2 separate regions of the Mus musculus genome follow, and region 2 is linked to region 1. Evidence: chromatin loops called from intact Hi-C (ENCODE). Cell type or tissue: gastrocnemius. All regions are shown on one strand. Each heading gives the region's core, and the rest is flanking DNA. Links, peaks and the distances in the headings are about the cores only.

What was found. Peaks named below come from ENCODE experiments on the same cell type or tissue, not always from the same donor. Only the 100,000 strongest peaks of a DNase experiment are listed, where the experiment ranks them.
Region 2: a loop joins it to region 1, with 2.9 times the contacts of the local background. A loop is called at or near these places in 3 of 42 quality-filtered maps.

What each region holds. Positions count from the first base shown.
Region 1 is chr17:35,242,369-35,250,694 of GRCm38, forward strand. Ddx39b (DEAD box helicase 39b) reads left to right here. Exons shown (of 11, transcript NM_019693.3): 2 at 745-1,082; 3 at 1,768-1,895; 4 at 2,088-2,180; 5 at 4,569-4,752; 6 at 6,583-6,701. The coding sequence starts at 872. Mir6975 (microRNA 6975) reads left to right here and starts at 1,707; the gene lies at 1,707-1,767. Gm25128 (a small nucleolar RNA gene) reads left to right here and starts at 4,807; the gene lies at 4,807-4,882. LOC115488830 (a small nucleolar RNA gene) reads left to right here and starts at 310; the gene lies at 310-386. In gastrocnemius, for the core only: a CTCF peak has its summit at 3,731 (motif pointing right); DNase peaks (open chromatin) are centred at 364 and 927; H3K4me3 peaks cover 2,814 bases; H3K27ac peaks cover 3,233 bases.
Region 2 is chr17:34,105,867-34,114,192 of GRCm38, forward strand. Brd2 (bromodomain containing 2) reads right to left here. Exons shown (of 13, transcript NM_001204973.1): 9 at 8,066-8,311; 10 at 7,704-7,966; 11 at 7,311-7,615; 12 at 6,990-7,112; 13 at 6,153-6,842. The coding sequence ends at 6,709. Among named protein-coding and RNA genes, the nearest start is that of Brd2, 13 kb to the right of the region's middle. In gastrocnemius, for the core only: a CTCF peak has its summit at 3,750 (motif pointing right); a DNase peak (open chromatin) is centred at 3,804; H3K27ac peaks cover 753 bases.

The DNA.
Region 1 (8,326 bases), core at 68-8,067:
CGGCTCACACTCTTAATCCTGCATCGTTCTCAGCTGTGACCTTAATTCCTTAGTGCGACTTTTAAAATTAACTTTGGCAGCGCTGAGCCGAACCTTGCGGCCTCTCGCGTTACTAAGCAAGCACTGCCATTGAACTGCACACACCCATCTTTTTCAAAACAAAAAAATTTTTTTTTTCTTGAAATGGAGCCATTCATACACTTCCCACCCTCCGCCCCGCACCACCCTCCTTCCTGCTTCTGTTCCCCGGTCCAGGTGTGCGCCGCTGGGACGGCCACTCGGGGGTTTCTGAGCAAGAGAATAGCGGCAGCCACATGATGTTTGCATTTGGGAAGTGAGCGCTCTGCGCAGTGCTGACCCTTATCTATCACCCTTGACTGATGGCTGACGTTGGGGATCACCACCGTGAGGTGGCAGGAGAAAGCGCAGTCTCTGTCTTCCCTTGTCCTTTGTGTCTCAACCCTCGTGTGAGTCGTTAGTCACGCTCATTTTACTGCGGTCTCCCAGTTGGCTCCTGCCTGTCGAAGTGTGTGTTACAAAGTCTGGTTAGCGGTGGAGCCCACTCTGTCTCTCCCGTCTGGTGTTCCCGTTTCTTATGTCATGAGTCTCTTTGTTAACTCTTCTTTCGGGACAAAGGTTTCACAGTTTAGGGAAGAATAGGACGGGTGTAGGGATCGACGAGAAGTGACGAGTCCATTCGTGACTGATGAGTTTTTCCGGTTTTTTTGTTGTCCCCTCTCCCAGCTCTTCTGTCGGAAACTGGTGTCTTTCCCCTTGCTGTTCTTCAACCCCTCTCTTTGGCCCTTGCTTCCTCACCTGCTCTGGGACACCTAACTCAAGAGACCTCCCTTCTCCCCCTGCCGGCCCAATTATGGCAGAGAACGATGTGGACAATGAGCTCTTGGACTACGAAGACGACGAGGTGGAGACAGCCGCTGGGGCAGATGGGACCGAGGCTCCCGCCAAGAAAGACGTCAAGGGCTCCTACGTCTCCATCCACAGCTCCGGCTTCCGAGATTTTCTACTCAAGCCAGAGCTGCTCCGGGCCATCGTTGACTGTGGCTTTGAGCATCCATCAGAGGGTACATTTTATTGTTGGGTGTAGAGACCTTATTTAGCACCTCTGGTGCAAGAAAAGGGAGGTTCAAGTCTAGGGTCATAGGATTTGAATTTATTTGGGATAGGCCAAGCTCTGAGAATGTACCCAAGACGGCAGCTGTAGAAGAGGCTTTTGTTCTCCGTTAAACAGAGGGCTGCCATTTGTTCTGTGCCTGGCTTTTTTGCTTGGTTTTTGTCTTTCTGACTGTTCGGACTCCCAGAGAGGGCCTGGTTGGACCTTTAGTTCCCTTCTTTTGGGCCAGGCCAAGTGTCGTTTCCGGAAACCTTAACGATCAGGATGCTGGCTTCTGTGGCTTCTGGGTCAGGTACCAAGTCCTTCATTTTGTTCAAGGTTGCAGGGTTACATGACCCAAAAGCACAGCAACCTATGTAGGAGAAATGGCCTGTGGCAGTCGAATTCATAGATTGTTGCGGTGTAAGAAAAGTAAGTTTAGCCAGGAACGTGGAAGGTGAGCTGTTGGTAGCTTCACGAGGGTTCTTTCTTAGCGGAACTGGGGAGCTGGGGTAGGAGGGTTTGACTTGAGTGTAAGAGTGATGAGGGTCAGGGAAAGGATGGGGTCTGAAAGGTGACAAGGTGACATATGATGAGTCGGCTGGGGAGAAAGGGGTTTGGCACGGTGCAAAAATGTCTCTCCTTTCTCCTCCTAGTCCAGCATGAGTGCATCCCGCAGGCCATTCTGGGGATGGATGTCCTGTGCCAGGCCAAGTCAGGCATGGGAAAAACAGCAGTGTTTGTCCTGGCCACACTGCAGCAGCTGGAGCCCGTTACTGGGCAGGTATGTTGGGGGCAGTGCTGGAGAGGGTGTGGAGATTGAATCACCAGGAGGCCGTTTCTGGCTCCATGTGTTCTCAGCTGGTGTCCTCTGCAGTTCAAGGGGAATGTTCGCCAACATCACTGACAAGTTGCTGGATGCTCTTGTGACGAGGGGCTGACTTTACTGTGTCTGTCTCCATTTGCTCCCTCAAAGGTGTCTGTGCTGGTGATGTGTCACACTAGGGAGCTGGCTTTTCAGATCAGCAAGGAATATGAGCGCTTCTCTAAGTACATGCCGAATGTCAAGGTAAGGGGGGAAAGAAACCTGGGACAGGAGGCTGTGGGGAGACAGGCACTGGGAGGGAGGTTGGCTGTCCTCGGGCATCCCTGTGCTGTCAGTGGTGTGGTCACATGAGAGACTTCAGTTAGTGCCACACCCTTCTGTGGCTGCCCTTCCAGGTTCCATACTGTGAATACACCTGTGTGTTCCTGAGAGTTCGTAGCTTTAGGTGATACCACCGCAACACTTTGTGGTTAGTTGGTTTTGGTATTGCAGATTCCATTCCAGAGCCTTGAGCTACTATGTGTGGGACTGAGCCACCCCTGGGTCCTTTGTTTTTATGTTCACGACTGTCTCTTAACCACCACGTTGTCCTGGTAGGCCTTGAACTCACCTTAGTCTAGAGATAGGAGGCCTTGAACCTGAGGCTCCTGCCACAGGTTCCTGAGTAGTTGGGGCAGGCCTTTGCCACCTGGCTTGGCCAGAGCCTCTGTTCTGTTCTCCTGAATTGCTTGGTAGATTGTTTGAGAGTTGGGTTGTATGTGGCAAGAGGAAGCTAGATGCTCTTAAAACAGCCCTGGTGTGGACTTTAACTCTAGAGTGGTTAAAGCTTTCCGGGGGTCATAACAAGTGGCCTGTGTCCTCTGTGAAGGAACGTGGTGTGGCCTCACAGTTGGCATCCTTTGGAACTTTTGAGATTATATATTTCCATGCTTGGGTGAGTGGCCTGCTGGGTTTGAAAGGCCTTGTAAGCTGGCCCTGTGAGTAGAGAGATGTGTGCAGACTTCCTATTCTGGTTAGGGTGGGGAAAGAGCAGCTTGGATCAGTCTGGGCTGACCTTTGAGTCAAATCCACCTTCCTCTGCCTCTACTGGGATTAAAGGCGAGCATCTCCACAACCGCCCAGCATGACAGATTTAAAAGGGGGAATTCTAGAAGAAGAAAAGGAAAGGCAGTATGTGCAAAATGCTAAAGGAGGCCAGAGATCTTGTGATCTCTGAGGTTTCCATTGCTCGGCATAACCAAGCATTAGACATTGTTTTCCTAACCTGTCTGTGTGCAAGCTTACTGGCCTCTGAAACATTTTAGCGTATTTATATATCTTTTTCCTAGGATTTTGAAAATAGTTTGTAATCTGGAGGCATTGTCTATGTCTGTGTGCCTGTGCCTCTGGCTGTATGTCATTATACCTTGCCAAAAAACTAATAGACTTTCAGTTCCTTGGCTGACCGGTCCCTTGTGGTGGATTTAATAGTTGGGAACTGAAGCTGGATCAGTGGCTCATTCCTGTATTCCCATGGCCTGGGAGGTTGAGGTGGGCGTTTGCTGGAGTTGAAGGCTGCCCGGGGCTAAGGTCTCAAAACAAAGAGGGAGGGTGGCAAAGCTGCAGTCCTTCTCTGCAGGACCCACAGCACCCTTGTGCTACTCAAAATGCTCTGAGAGTTGGGATCAAGTCTGAGGTTGGGTTTGGTGTAGGAGCCTGCAGATTAGCTGGTTAGGTCCCCCCCCCCATCATAAAATCAGAATCATCTGTACTTCTCCTTGGCTGTGCAGCACAGTGTCCTCTAGGGGGCTGTCTAGTCCCTCCCTTAGTTTTAGCTCGCTTTTCCCTCAGTATTTGTAACTATGTCTGAAAGCTTAACTGATACCAGTAAACCATCGTGAACAGGAGTGGAGTGCTCCTGTGTGCATGTGTTAGCCATTGTGGTTCAGGATTGAGAAGAGGAAGAGGTTTACTGTAGAGTAAGCGTCCTGGTTATTTCTTTCCCCTTGAAATTGGACAAGTCCACGTGTCACAGCTCACACATCCAGCACTCACCTGGTGTCACAGCTCACACACTCACCTAGTGGGTTGCACATGGTGTGACTTTTATCTCAGGCACCGAGGAAGCAAAGGCTCCAGGCCAGGGAGACTGTCTGACAGTTCAGTTAGGAAAGCTTGCTTGTGGTTTGATCGTTGGGTGGCGCCTCACACTTGCTGGTGGCTTCTTGCTTTCTTCATCTGTGTAAGGAAGCTGTGACTTTGGAGTCACACGTGCCTCGTTGTGTAGATCAGCTAGGGCTGTGCAGAGCGATCCTGTCGTGGAGTTTGAGTGGAGGCGGAGAAGCTGAGTGTTCATCCCTTCCTCCATCCCCCTTGGCCCCCTGGTGCTGAGGGGGTCGCTTTGTTTCTTATGGGAGGCACAGGAGCCACTGCAGGCCTGAAAGCTAAGAGTTGGTTTACAGTCAACCACAGAATGGACACACTGGTATTGGCAAGATGGCCCACTGCCTTTAATCTGTACTTGGTGCCAGACAGGCTGATCTACAAAGTGAGTTCTAGGCCAACCAGGGCTATACAGTGAGGCCTCTCAAACCAAAGGGATGGGGGAGAATTCTGGGAGACTGGAACATTGTCCTTTCTCGTGGTTGACAGGTGGCAGTGTTTTTTGGCGGTCTGTCTATCAAGAAGGACGAAGAGGTGCTGAAGAAGAACTGCCCACACATCGTCGTGGGGACTCCTGGCCGAATTCTAGCCCTGGCTCGAAATAAGAGCCTGAACCTCAAACACATTAAACACTTTATTTTGGACGAGTGTGACAAGATGCTTGAACAGCTCGGTGAGTGGCGGTGCCCAGGCCGCAGCTCAGGTGGTTTGGGGAGCAGCCCTTTGAGCCAAATGATGTATGTTTGACATAGGAGCACTTGTGTGCAAGGACGACCCTTATCTATCACCCATGACTGATGGCTCTGGGCCTCCTTCTCTTCCCCTGGTGCTGTACAGTGATGCGGTGTGCTCAGCCCTGCGCTCCTTCCTGTAGCAGGGAACTGAATGTGCTGACGCTACAAGTCCTCACCACCACCCTCTCCTTAGGGATGGACCATGTACTGGGTGTTACACAAGAGCAGCAGGTGCCTGCCCTTGTATCCCAGTATAGCATGCGTGATAAGGATGAAATTTCATTAAGAGTTTCTTTGGGGAGTGCTAGAGAAATGGCTCGTTAGTTAAGAGCACTTGGCTGCTCTTGCAGAAGACCTCGTTTCATTCCCAGCATCCATATGAAAGCATATAACCACTATACATAGCTCCGGTTTCCAGGGGTGCCTGAAACCCTCCTTTGGCTTTTTTGAGCACTAGGTGCATTCGTGTTGCTTAGATGTACATGGAATGAATATAAATAATAACATAACGGAGCTCCGGGTGCTAGTTTTGGCACATGCCTTTAATCCAAGCACTTCAAGAGTCTAAGGCAGGCGAGTCTCTGAGTTGGAGGCCCATCTGGTCTAGAGTCAGTTCAAGGATATCCAGGACTACACAGAGAAATTCTTGAAAAAAAGGCTTAACCTGCCTTTAATCCCAAGGGCTACATATCGAGCTCTTATCTTTAAAAGAGGTGGGGGAGAGAATTGATTCTGTTGAGTTGGGAGAGTAGAAAAGAGTGTAGCTCTAGAGAAAAGTCTTTACAAATGGCCTTTGACTGTCTCAAGATGGCACTCTGGTGGCATTAGATCGGCTGTATATGTCTCATGGAACAGGGTATGTGAGGCGAGAGGTGAAGGTGGAAGGCACAGTGGACTGGTGTAGAGATTAAGTTCTGAGATGGGCGTAGGGAGAGCAGCAGGAAAGGGCCTTCAGCGGTATTTTCTTGGAGACTGTATGTATGTATGTATGTATAGGTCTTCTTGTGTAGAACTAGTTGGACTGGAAATTATGTTAGAAACCAGGCTGGCCTCAAACTCAGATTTGCTTACCTCTACCTCCTGAGTTCTGGGATTACAAATGTAAGTTGTTTTTTTTTTTTTTTTTTGAGTCAGGGTTTCTCTGTATAGCCCTGACTGTCCTGGAACTCACTTTGTAGACCAGGCTGGCCTCGAACTCAGAAATCCGCCTGCCCCTGCCTCCCGAGTGCTGGGATCAAAGGCGTGCACCACCATGCCCGGCAAGTTTATTATTTTTAAGTGTGTATGTGTGCATGCATGCTTGTGCCCATAGAGGACAGAGGAGTGAACCGCCCTGGAGCTAAGTTACAGGCAATCGTGGGAACTGGGAAGCTAATGTGGATCTCTGTAAGAGCAGCAAGTGCCCGTGGCTGCTGGACCGTTGTCCAGCCTCATACTCCATATTTAAGGGCTTCTGTCCCCTGAGCCTCTCGTGAACTTTTTCCCCACTTTGTAGATTCGGTCATATTTCTTGTCAAAACAAGAGTGGAACTTGACCCCAAGTCTTTTTCTAAGCACATTCTTTATTCCATGCTGTTACTAGTATACACAGCTCCTGGGCCTCCTAAGTGCTGGGATTACAGGCATGTGCCACGAAGCCTGACTCGTTCCTGAGATCATGGAACCGCCACATCTCTGCAGTGGCTCCCCTCAGAGTTTCATTGGCCTCACCAGACTTATGTCACAGACTCACTTCTTCTGTGTGTGTGTGGTTTTTTTCTCCCCTGCAGACATGCGTCGGGATGTCCAGGAAATTTTTCGCATGACCCCCCATGAGAAGCAGGTCATGATGTTCAGTGCTACCTTGAGCAAAGAGATCCGCCCAGTCTGCCGCAAGTTCATGCAAGATGTAAATACCCTTCTACCTTCTCTCCCTCCACTCCCCGCCCGCTGCCTTCTCCCCCTCCTCGCCCTCTTCCTCCAGACTCCCTTGTCCTTCAAGCACCAAGAAGGGAGCTTGTGCCCGTCTGGGAGCAACAACTCCTTGAAGAAAAACACAGAGGCAGAGACAGTTAGCGATAGGGTCTGCGCGTGCCAGGGAAACTCCGGAAGACTTGGTCGGGTTAACGTGAGAGCGGGTAGTGTTTGACATTTTTTAATCACGACATTTTGAACCTCTTCTCCCTTTGGGGGTAGGGCAAAATTTTGTGCCCTACCACCCTCCCATCGTCTCCTACACACCCCCTTCAGCCACGCAGCCTCCGGGTGGCACGGAGCTTTCAGCTGGAGCCTCTGCTCACCGAAACTCTACATGTCAGTGGCAGGAGAGCGAGAGAGGGACAGTCAGGTGCAGGGCCTGTCCAGAAGAAGAACAAACAAACAGCACCATGAATCGGCCCTTCCCAACCTCCAGGAGCGGGGGCCTTTGGCACCTCAGCCCCCAGTCCCCTCCTCCTCCCCACCCATACCTCCTTGCGCCCATCGGAGCCTTGGTTGATGTGAGCTGGCAGCAGAGAAGCACTGAGGCACGACGGCAGAAGGCAGACCTGCGAGCAGCGGATGGCAGCCGCGGAGGCCACGGGAGCCTGACCAGATGCTGAGGACCAATCCAGCCTCTTTTTCTGTTCCCGGTTTTTTCCTGAAACTAATGTGCTGTACCCCATTTTCCCCATACTTGTTGGGGGAGGAAGTGTCCTGAGTGGGGTGGTGGATTTTTTTTTCTCTCATTTTTTTTAAGTTGAGGGTTATGGGAACTGTCGAATGGGAAGCTGTACTGACAAGCGACCACGTGGGTGTCAGAGCTGAGACTGAGCAGTGGGTCCTTCCACCCCTCCTGGGCCCTTCCCTTGAGAAGATGATGGCTTTCTCTTGGGCTGGGCTTGGGGCAGAATTAGGCAGCTGTGGGACTTATTTGAGGAGCCTGTCTTCCGGAAGAGGTTTCTGTGACCCTGCCTTGGTCCCTGGCTCTGTGTGGAGAGTGGGAAGTCCAGCCTGGGGTTAACTGTCGCAGTGTTTGCTCCTTCCTTCCCTTCAAGGGTTAGGGGTGGGGACGCTTATTTTTTATGAAATGTAAGGTGATTTCCTTTCCATTGCCTTTCCACTTTTGATGCTAAAAGATTGATTTATTAGAACTGAAGAGAAAAACAGTGCAGCCAAGCAATAAATCTCACGGCTGCTGCCAGGAAGGAGATGGAGAAAGGAAGAGAAGCCATGCCCTTTAGTTAGGAGTTAGTTAGAAAGCAGGCAGGCTCAGTGATGGAGGTGTGAGGGCATCTGAGGGGTTGGGGACTCAGGGTCAGGTCAGGAGGAGCTGCTTAGGGTATTGCCTGATACCAGGAGAGCTGAGAAGAGGGCAGGCTGTGCTGAGTTAGGGCTCAGAGAGGTGACCTGGCCTGACCTGGCCTGGCCTGCCTGGCCATGGCAGCTGTGGGTGAGGGAGGCTGCATTCTTGTTGTCTGGGACCATTGTCCCCGACCCCACAAATGTAGATGGTTTTGACTGAATTCAGAGGCCATTCTCTTCTAAAGCTGATCT
Region 2 (8,326 bases), core at 327-8,326, 1.1 Mb before region 1:
ATCTCATTAGGGACCATTACTGTGAATAGGTCATTTAGGGAGGGGCATACTGTGTTGACTTTTAGCTATTTTTTTATTCTCTTGCCTTTAATTTCCTCCATTATTAAATATGCACATCAAATCTTTTTTCTGCAACTAGCTTCTATTTTTCCTCCTCCTCTTCCTCCTCTTCTTTTTCCTCCTCCTCCTCCTCTTCCTCAACTCTTCCTCCTTTTTTGTTTTTGTTTTTGTTTTTTTTTTTTAAAGACAGGATTTGTGTAGCTTTGGCTGTCCTGGAATTAGCTGGCCTTAAATCTACAGAGATCTATCTGCCAGGTTCGGCCTCTCTAGTGCTGGGACCAAAGGTGTGTGCCACCACTGCCCAGGCTAACTTCTTTTCTATGTTTGAGATTTATATGGTCAATTCCAATTAACAAAATCATCAGGACTAACAAAAGACAATAGCAAAGGCAAAATGTTCCCAAAATGTTACTAGGACCTCATAACTCAGTCTAAAAGAATTCCCCCTCCGTCCAGCTTGTCCTACAGCTGAGCTGAAACCAACAGTAGGGGTCTCCCCTTACCCGTGCTTGTAGAACAACCACATTCCGTTTGTGCCTCCCCACTTCTTAACAGTTCTTTAGCTAAATTCCTTTGATTGGGCTTTGTGAAACATTCCAGCACTACACAATAATAGTTGGCAGATTCTATATTTAAAAGGGTTGGGGGCCAGCAGGATGGCGCACACAGGTAAAGACTCCGACCCAGCTGCCAAGTCTGGTATCCTTATATCTCTGACCCACATGTGGAGAAACTGATTCCTGCAAGTTGTCTTCAACCTCCACAATCACCACGACACACATATGTATGTAATCTTAAATTTAAAAAATGTAGACAGACCGTATCTCTAGCTGCTCTAGCCCCCAAAAGCCCCGCCCCTACCCTGAATCTGGGTGGTGGTGTTGGGGGGCAGCTCATCTGAAGTATTTGCCTGTATCGCCAGGGCATCCCCAGAAAGTTCCGATACAGAGTATAACTTTGAAATCAGACTCATCCTGGCTCATCCACTGAGGTTAACTGTAGAAAGCCCCTGCCCTCCATTTACCTAGCTGCTCTCAGAAGCAATATCTGTCTTCATTCTTTCCGGCCCTGAGTTTTCTCTCAGACACTCAGCTGAAGACGCTGGGGAAACCACAGTTGGGTTCTGGGGTGCTGAGAGAGCACGTGCTGAGTTAGCCCAAGAGGCAGGCTATCAGCAGATTTGTGACTAAGGTCACTTGGTGAAAACAGGTCCAGGGCAAAAAAAAAAAAAAAAAAGTACAGAGAACACAGAAGCTTAGAAAGTTCTCAGGTCGTGATCAGACACCAGGGACTTGCGGGATAGGCAGGGAGTTAGTCACAGGTGCAACCAGAAACTGGAACCACAGACGCTGGGCAGCATTACTCTTTCTCACATCAGGAATGAATGTGGGACTGAGCAGCACACGCGTGGTTTTCACTTGCACTTGGCACGTGTGATTCTACTACACTTACACTTGGCACATGTGTGATCCTCCCCTTGTATTTGGCACACTCATGTGATCCTCCACTTGCTCTTGGCACACACATATGATCCTACACTTATACTTGGCACACATGTATGATCCTACACTGTGCTTGGCACACTCATGTACTCCTACACTTGGCACACACTTGTGATCCTCCACTTGCACTTGGCACACATGTATGATACTACACTTACATTTGGCACACATGTGTGATCCTATACTGTGCTTGACACACATGTGTGATCCTATACTGTGCTTGGCACACACATGTACTCCTACACTTGGCACACATGTGTGATCCTCCACTTGCACTTGGCACACGTGTGATCCTCCACTTGCACTTGGCACACATGTGTGATCCTATACTTGCACTTGGGAAATAAGAGCAGGATGACCCAGGGATCTGAGGCCATCCTAAGCTACAGGACTCCCTGAGAACCCAGCCTGCCACAGGAGGACTTGTACTGTGGGTACCATAGATTACCATCATTTGCCTACTGCAATGGTAAGGATGTAGTGTGTGCTGTTTCAGCTCTTATTCCTGTATGGCTATATCTTAAGTGAAAGCAAATAAGCAAATTCTAAAACCTTGAAAATATATGAAATATTTTTTTTTCAAACAAGAGGAACGAGGCTGTCTTCAGTTTAGTTAGTATCAATGGCGGATGAGAAACTAGAACTACACTGGCCAAGGAAATGACGATGCTTGCAGGAATCCTCACCACAATTCACCTCTTCAGGAAAAGCCACGGGCTGGAGAGATGGCTCAGAGGTTAAGAACACCGACTGCTCTTCCAGAGGTCCTGAGTTCAATTCCCAGCAACCACATGGTGGCTCACAACTATCTGTAGTGAGATCTGATGCCATCTTCTGGTGTGTCTGAAGACAGCCACAGCTATAGTGTACTCATATAAATAAAATAAATAAATCTTAAAAAAAAAAAAAAAGGAAAGGCCAGTCAGTTCTAGGACTGACATTGCAGGAAAGAAAGTATTTCATAAATGAGCAGTGCTTCCTCATAGCCATTGATTCTGAGGTGGGGGAGCTGCAGCTAATAACAGCATTTCATTCCGGCTCATAAGACAGGAAGATCAGGACAAACTTGGGGCCAGCTTTGTGTACACAGAGACCCTGTTATAAAGAACAGGGCTTGGCAACTCCCCTCCCCCCCAAATACTACCCAAAAGTTCATGCTGTTCGAGGCTAAATAGATCCTTTTCTTTTCCAACCTCAACTCAAATGCTAGTTCATCTGACAGTATTCGACATTCTCACTTGGCAAATAGGAATACTTCTGTATTTGCATGACAGAGAAACAAAAGCACTTAAGAGTCTGTAGTCTGGTGTCTAACAAGAAAAGGTTGGGGCTGGTGAGATGGCTCAGTGGGTAAGAGCACCCGACTGCTCTTCCGAAGGTCAGGAGTTCAAATCCCAGCAACCACATGGTGGCTCACAACCATCTGTAACGAGATCTGACTCCCTCTTCTGGAGTGTCTGAGGACAGCTACAGTGTACTTACATATAATAAATAAATAAATAAATAAATCTTTAAAAAAAAAAAAAAAAAAAAAAAAGAAAAGGTTGGGAGTTATCTTGACCATGTTAAAGTTACAGGCTTAGTACCCCAGAAAGGGAAGACTTTAAAAAGGCAAGCAGAAATGAGACGAGGAGGATGGGCCCTGAAACGTGGTGGCTAGCTGGACAACTTAGGCCGGCAAGGCCTAACTGACCGGGGAACAAGAGAGGAAACAAGCCAGGGTCACTAGGCTGAAGCTTGCATGATAAATCCCGACCTCTAGGATTAACAGCTGACTGTAGAGGTGCACATGTGTGTAAGCACAGGGAAATGCTTATTACACGGATGACTCGCCAGGTTAGGGATGTACCTCAGTGATACCTGGCACCAAGGGGCATGTTTGGAAAGCAGGTCTTTGTGGACATGTTGAGTGTTAGCAGCCCTATGAACACTACCATCAGGCAGTTGGACTGTAAGGTCTATAGACAGACTGGATAGTTGCTCAGAGAGTTATCAAGGTGTAACAAGGGATATCTTCCTCGAAGCGGAGGCTCTCTCCAGCAAGGGCTCAGGTAACAAGAGACAAGGCCTAAGACCTTATCTATGATCCTCCACAGTACAAGAGTGAAGGCTCCTGTTAAAACATGGAAGAGACCCCACAGACGAAATGAATGAAGATTTAAGTGGAAGTCACAGGCATGACCAACAGATGGCACCAAAAATCCCAGTCTCAGGTAAGTTCCTCAGTGTGTGCCAGCGCAGCGAGCGGCCCCTCAGTCAGACCAGCTTTCTACTGCTGGGAAAGCTGTTTTATCTACAAAATCCCTGTTCTAATGCAGTGAAATCAACCTCCACCTGCTGCTTCAACCTCAGTAGCTGCAGCTATACACAGACAGCGGTCTCCTCGCCCACTTTCCGAGCATAGCAGTAAGTAAGCCCTTGTAAGCCCAGTATAGAGGGTATAGATTCTGGAGCCAGGCTGCCTTGTCAAATCCTATACCTCCGTTGACTATGCTGACTTGGGGCAAACTGCTTAGCTAGCTCTTGAGCCTCCCTCCCCCTCTAGCACCCCTCCCTCCAGTCTACTGAGAGGTTATTACAATACACACCTTGTCTAAGGTTACCATGACAACCAAATTGTTTCTGGCACTGTGCTTGGCACACACTAATTGTTCCTTGTGAACTATCAGGAGATGCCTGCTTTATAGAGCTGCCACTGGCCATGTGGGTGAGCACTCATCTTCCATTTTTTTCCTGCTTTAGCTTGACTTTACTCAAGCCATTTCTTCTACCATTTCTAGCCCCCTCTTTTCTGATCACAGAAAGCTGTCTTACTCCAGCCACATCTTGTGTCTAACTAACGTGCTGTCTTGTGTACACAGAGAATAGGCTGGCAGTGCTAGAGACCCACACCATGGCCTCCTAGGCACTTATCCTTCAAGCCAACCTGCTCTTTGGTCCCGCTAAACCAGTAGTTCTAACCAGCTCTGGCACTTGTCCTGGGAGTTTTTCCATCTAAACCATGAGGGCTGGACTGGGATGTAAGAGACAGCAGGCACCAGCTCCTTCCCAGTGCCAGGCTGATCCCAGAAAGGCAGCGGCTGTGGAAGGCAGAACTCCAAACCAGCACAGAAGGAAATACCCGGCATTCCACCATCAACCCTGGCCTCCTTACCAAAGAGCATTAGAAACCCAGACGAGCCGGGCGGTGGCAGTGAACGCCTTTCATCCCAGCACTTGGGAGGCAGAGGCCAGCCTGGTCTACGGAGTGAGTTCCAGGATAGTCACAGATAGAGAAACCCTGTCTCGAAAAAACAACAAAAAACCCAAAAACACCCAGATGAAGTCCAGACACTTAGAGAATGCCTAAGAAGAGAAGGTAGGACCTTTGACCAGATGGGGAAGGAGGACGCTGTTTGGGAGATAAACTGACCAGAAATTCCTGGGAGTGCAGCACATGTTTGGGGACCTTTTTCAGTTCCAGAGAGGTTGACCCAGGCCTTCCTTCTCTTAAACTGCTTTAAGGTTGTTCTTAAGGTGTCCTAAGTTATGCTGGAAGCCAACCTAGCTATTAGTCTGAGCAGAGCAGGTATTAAGCTACTTCTAGTCTCCCCAAATTACTTTTTCTAAAAAATTACTTTATGTATAAGTACACTGTGCTGTCTTCAAACACACAAGAGGGCATCAGATCTCACTAGATAGTTGTGAGCCACCATGTGGTTACTGGGAATTGAACTCAGGACCTCTGTTAAGGTCAGTGCTATTAACTGCAGAGCCATCTCTCCAGTCTCTCACCCTCCCACCTCCTTTTTTTTTCCCCCAAGACAGGGTTTCTCTGCATAGCCCTGGCACTCACTTTGTAGACCAGGCTGGCCTCCAACTCAAATCTGTGCTGGGATTAAAGGCCTGCACCACCACTCCCAGCCTTTTTTTCCCCCCCAATTACTTTTAAACCTTATAAAAATTTCCTCAAATTTCAATTGAAATCCCTACTCCATTCCATTTGCCTTTAAGTTAAATTCCTGTCACAATCCCAGGGAAATTCCTCCCACTTTTAAAGACCTCTGAATTCACCTTCTTAGGTCTAGGCTTAGCTGGCTTTCCTTCCTGTAGAGGTTAACTGCTGTTTTTCACCACCTTCACCAGTCCTATCACTCTTACTCTCCACTTGCAGGTATATATTGACTCACTTGTGGCAGAATGAACTGTCACTATTTTGGACACTCCTCAGCCTCTGCTCCCATTTCCTTTGGTACACTAAACTAAAGCCTCACTTTGAAGAGCTGTGCATCACACAGCTCCTGAATGAAGACTTGGAACTTAAGACAGAGTGGAGTGCCTTATAACCTGGTTGAACTCAAACTAAGCTATCCCCTTACCTGTTTGGTCACTGATAGGTACTTAGTACCAGTCCTTGTCTAGCACTCTAGGCTTCAATTCTTAGCACTCTTAAAAGACAGACCTAGGGGCCAACTGGGGGATATAGCTAATGATGATGTGATACCCAGCACCGAATCAAGCAGAACAATCGCCACCCACCCCAGCACCAATAATACTCAACCATTTCTTCTGAGCCACTTTGAACACAGAAACAAATCTCACTAAGAAAACTAACTCAAAACTTCAATAATATTTTCTTTATTTACATGTTAGACTCAAGAAAGAAAAGACAGTCTTGGGGCCAACTGGAGAGGTGACTAAAATCCCCAGGCCCCAAATGGAGTGGAAGTAAAAGGGAAAAGTAGAAAAAAAAAGTCAATGTAAAAAACAAAAAGAGCTCCCTCTTCTTCCCTCCCCATGGAAGCTGGAGGGAGGACCACGGCTACACACCCCCAGCCTTACCACATAGCTTAAATAAATTAAAACCTCAAAACAGGGCCCTTAGAAGTGAACAGGACAGCTACAGCTCAGGGGGCTTTATGCCAGGCCTATCCCCACTCCCACCCATACCCTTGCCCCACCCCCATCATCCTCAACAGGGACACCACACCCAAGAGGGCTAGGAATTCAATCGTATTTTGTCCATGTCCCTGCCTTCCTCCCCACTGCAGAGCCAGCTCTCCTATGGAGGGGTGAGATGAAGAAGCGTCACAGCAAGGGAAAGTGGGGAAGGGTGGTTCAGGGGTCCGGTCCTGCGGAGCCTTCCTGCCCCATCTGGCCTGGCCCCTTAGCCCGAGTCTGAATCGCTGGTGTCTGAAGAAGAGGAAGATGACGACGAGGAGCTGGAATCTGAGCTGGAACTAGAAGCACTGAGACGGGACACTGCCACTTGCTGTGCAGATGACTCTGTCTTCTCACTCGCTGTAAAGTTAAAGGTAGAAGATGTGACATTTTCATTTGTCAGGTAGTCACAAGGGCTAGTTGCTAGCTAGCCAATCCTCTGTTCAAGTCCCAGCATTCAACTTAAGGAGAGAAAGAGTGAATATAACGTTTAGCAGTCTGAAATACCTTTCTTGGGAGGCTTTTTGGTGGAGTTGAGCTGTCCACTGACATCCTGCAACCGCTTCTCTAGCTCCCGCTTCTTCTCCAAAGCCAGTTCCTCCTTTGTTTTTCCCACAGGTTTCCTAATAGCTGGAGGGGGAAAGTCAGGACTCACTCTATTGCCAAGTCTTCCCCCAGAGTCGCCAACTTCCATTCCTGAAGCAGCCCAGTCATCCTGGATGCTGCTTGCCACAAACACACACACACCAGACCCCCACATCTTGCTGTCCTCACAAGTACTACTGTGGAGCAGTGTTGACTGATGGACATCAATCATCTGATACTCACTGTAGGGCTTCCGGGGTTTCTTTCGAAGGCAGGATAAAACATATCGCTCAAGCTCTCTAAGTGTGGACGGCTTGAGTGTTTCAAAATCAATCTCAATTTCTTCTGGATTTGAATCACGTAGAGAGGGTTCCCTGGCTTGGATGATATGTACTACTCGACCCAGCTTTTCCCCAGGTAACTTATTGATATCCAGGCTTAACTGTCTCTTCTCATCATAACTCATGGGCCTGCTTTCTTCCTCCTCCTCAGAATCATAGCCAGTGGGAAGGACAGGTGGAGCTGTCTTTTGAGACTTTTTAGGTAGCCTACGGGTAATAAGAAATTGTCAGTAATGAGTTTACACCATGCAAGCTGGCTTGTACAATACTGTAAGACACAGTCTTAAATCCTTACTTGTTGCTACTTCCTCCGGAAGTCCCAAAGCCAGGATGGCTGAGTGTAGTAGCATTGCTACCCCCACCACCTGCTTTCTTAGATTTCTTGGGCTGAGGTGGGCGAGGTGCCCTAGGCCCCTTATCATCTTCATCGATCCCAATTCGGCCACGATGTTTCTCTGCCTTCCGTTTCTTCTTTTTTTCCTTTTTCTCTCTCTTCCGCTTGGGCTTAGATATTGGGCCCTGGGACAGGGCAGCCAGTTGTTCATGAACTGCCCGAAGCTATACAGGAAAAAGGTGAAATTGTTGATCCCAATTGTTTCTTGGTCTTAACTTAGTCCAAGTTCTTACCCAATTACAGAGCACAACACAATGATCTACCTGCTCCTGCAGCTCTGCTAGGCGATGAGCCCTTTCCTCCTCAGAGTCTGAGCTTTCACTCTCCTCCTCGTCCTCATCTTCTTCCTCCTCCTCCTCTTCCTCAGAGGAACTCTCACTGCTACTTTCCTCACTGGAGGACTCTGAAGAGGATTTGGTCAACCCAGGAGGCAAGGCAGTAGAGACTGGTAGAGGTCCTGGTTCCAGTGGCTCATCTGGCATCTTGGCATAGCGAAACTCAAACACATCCTAAAAAAGACAGGG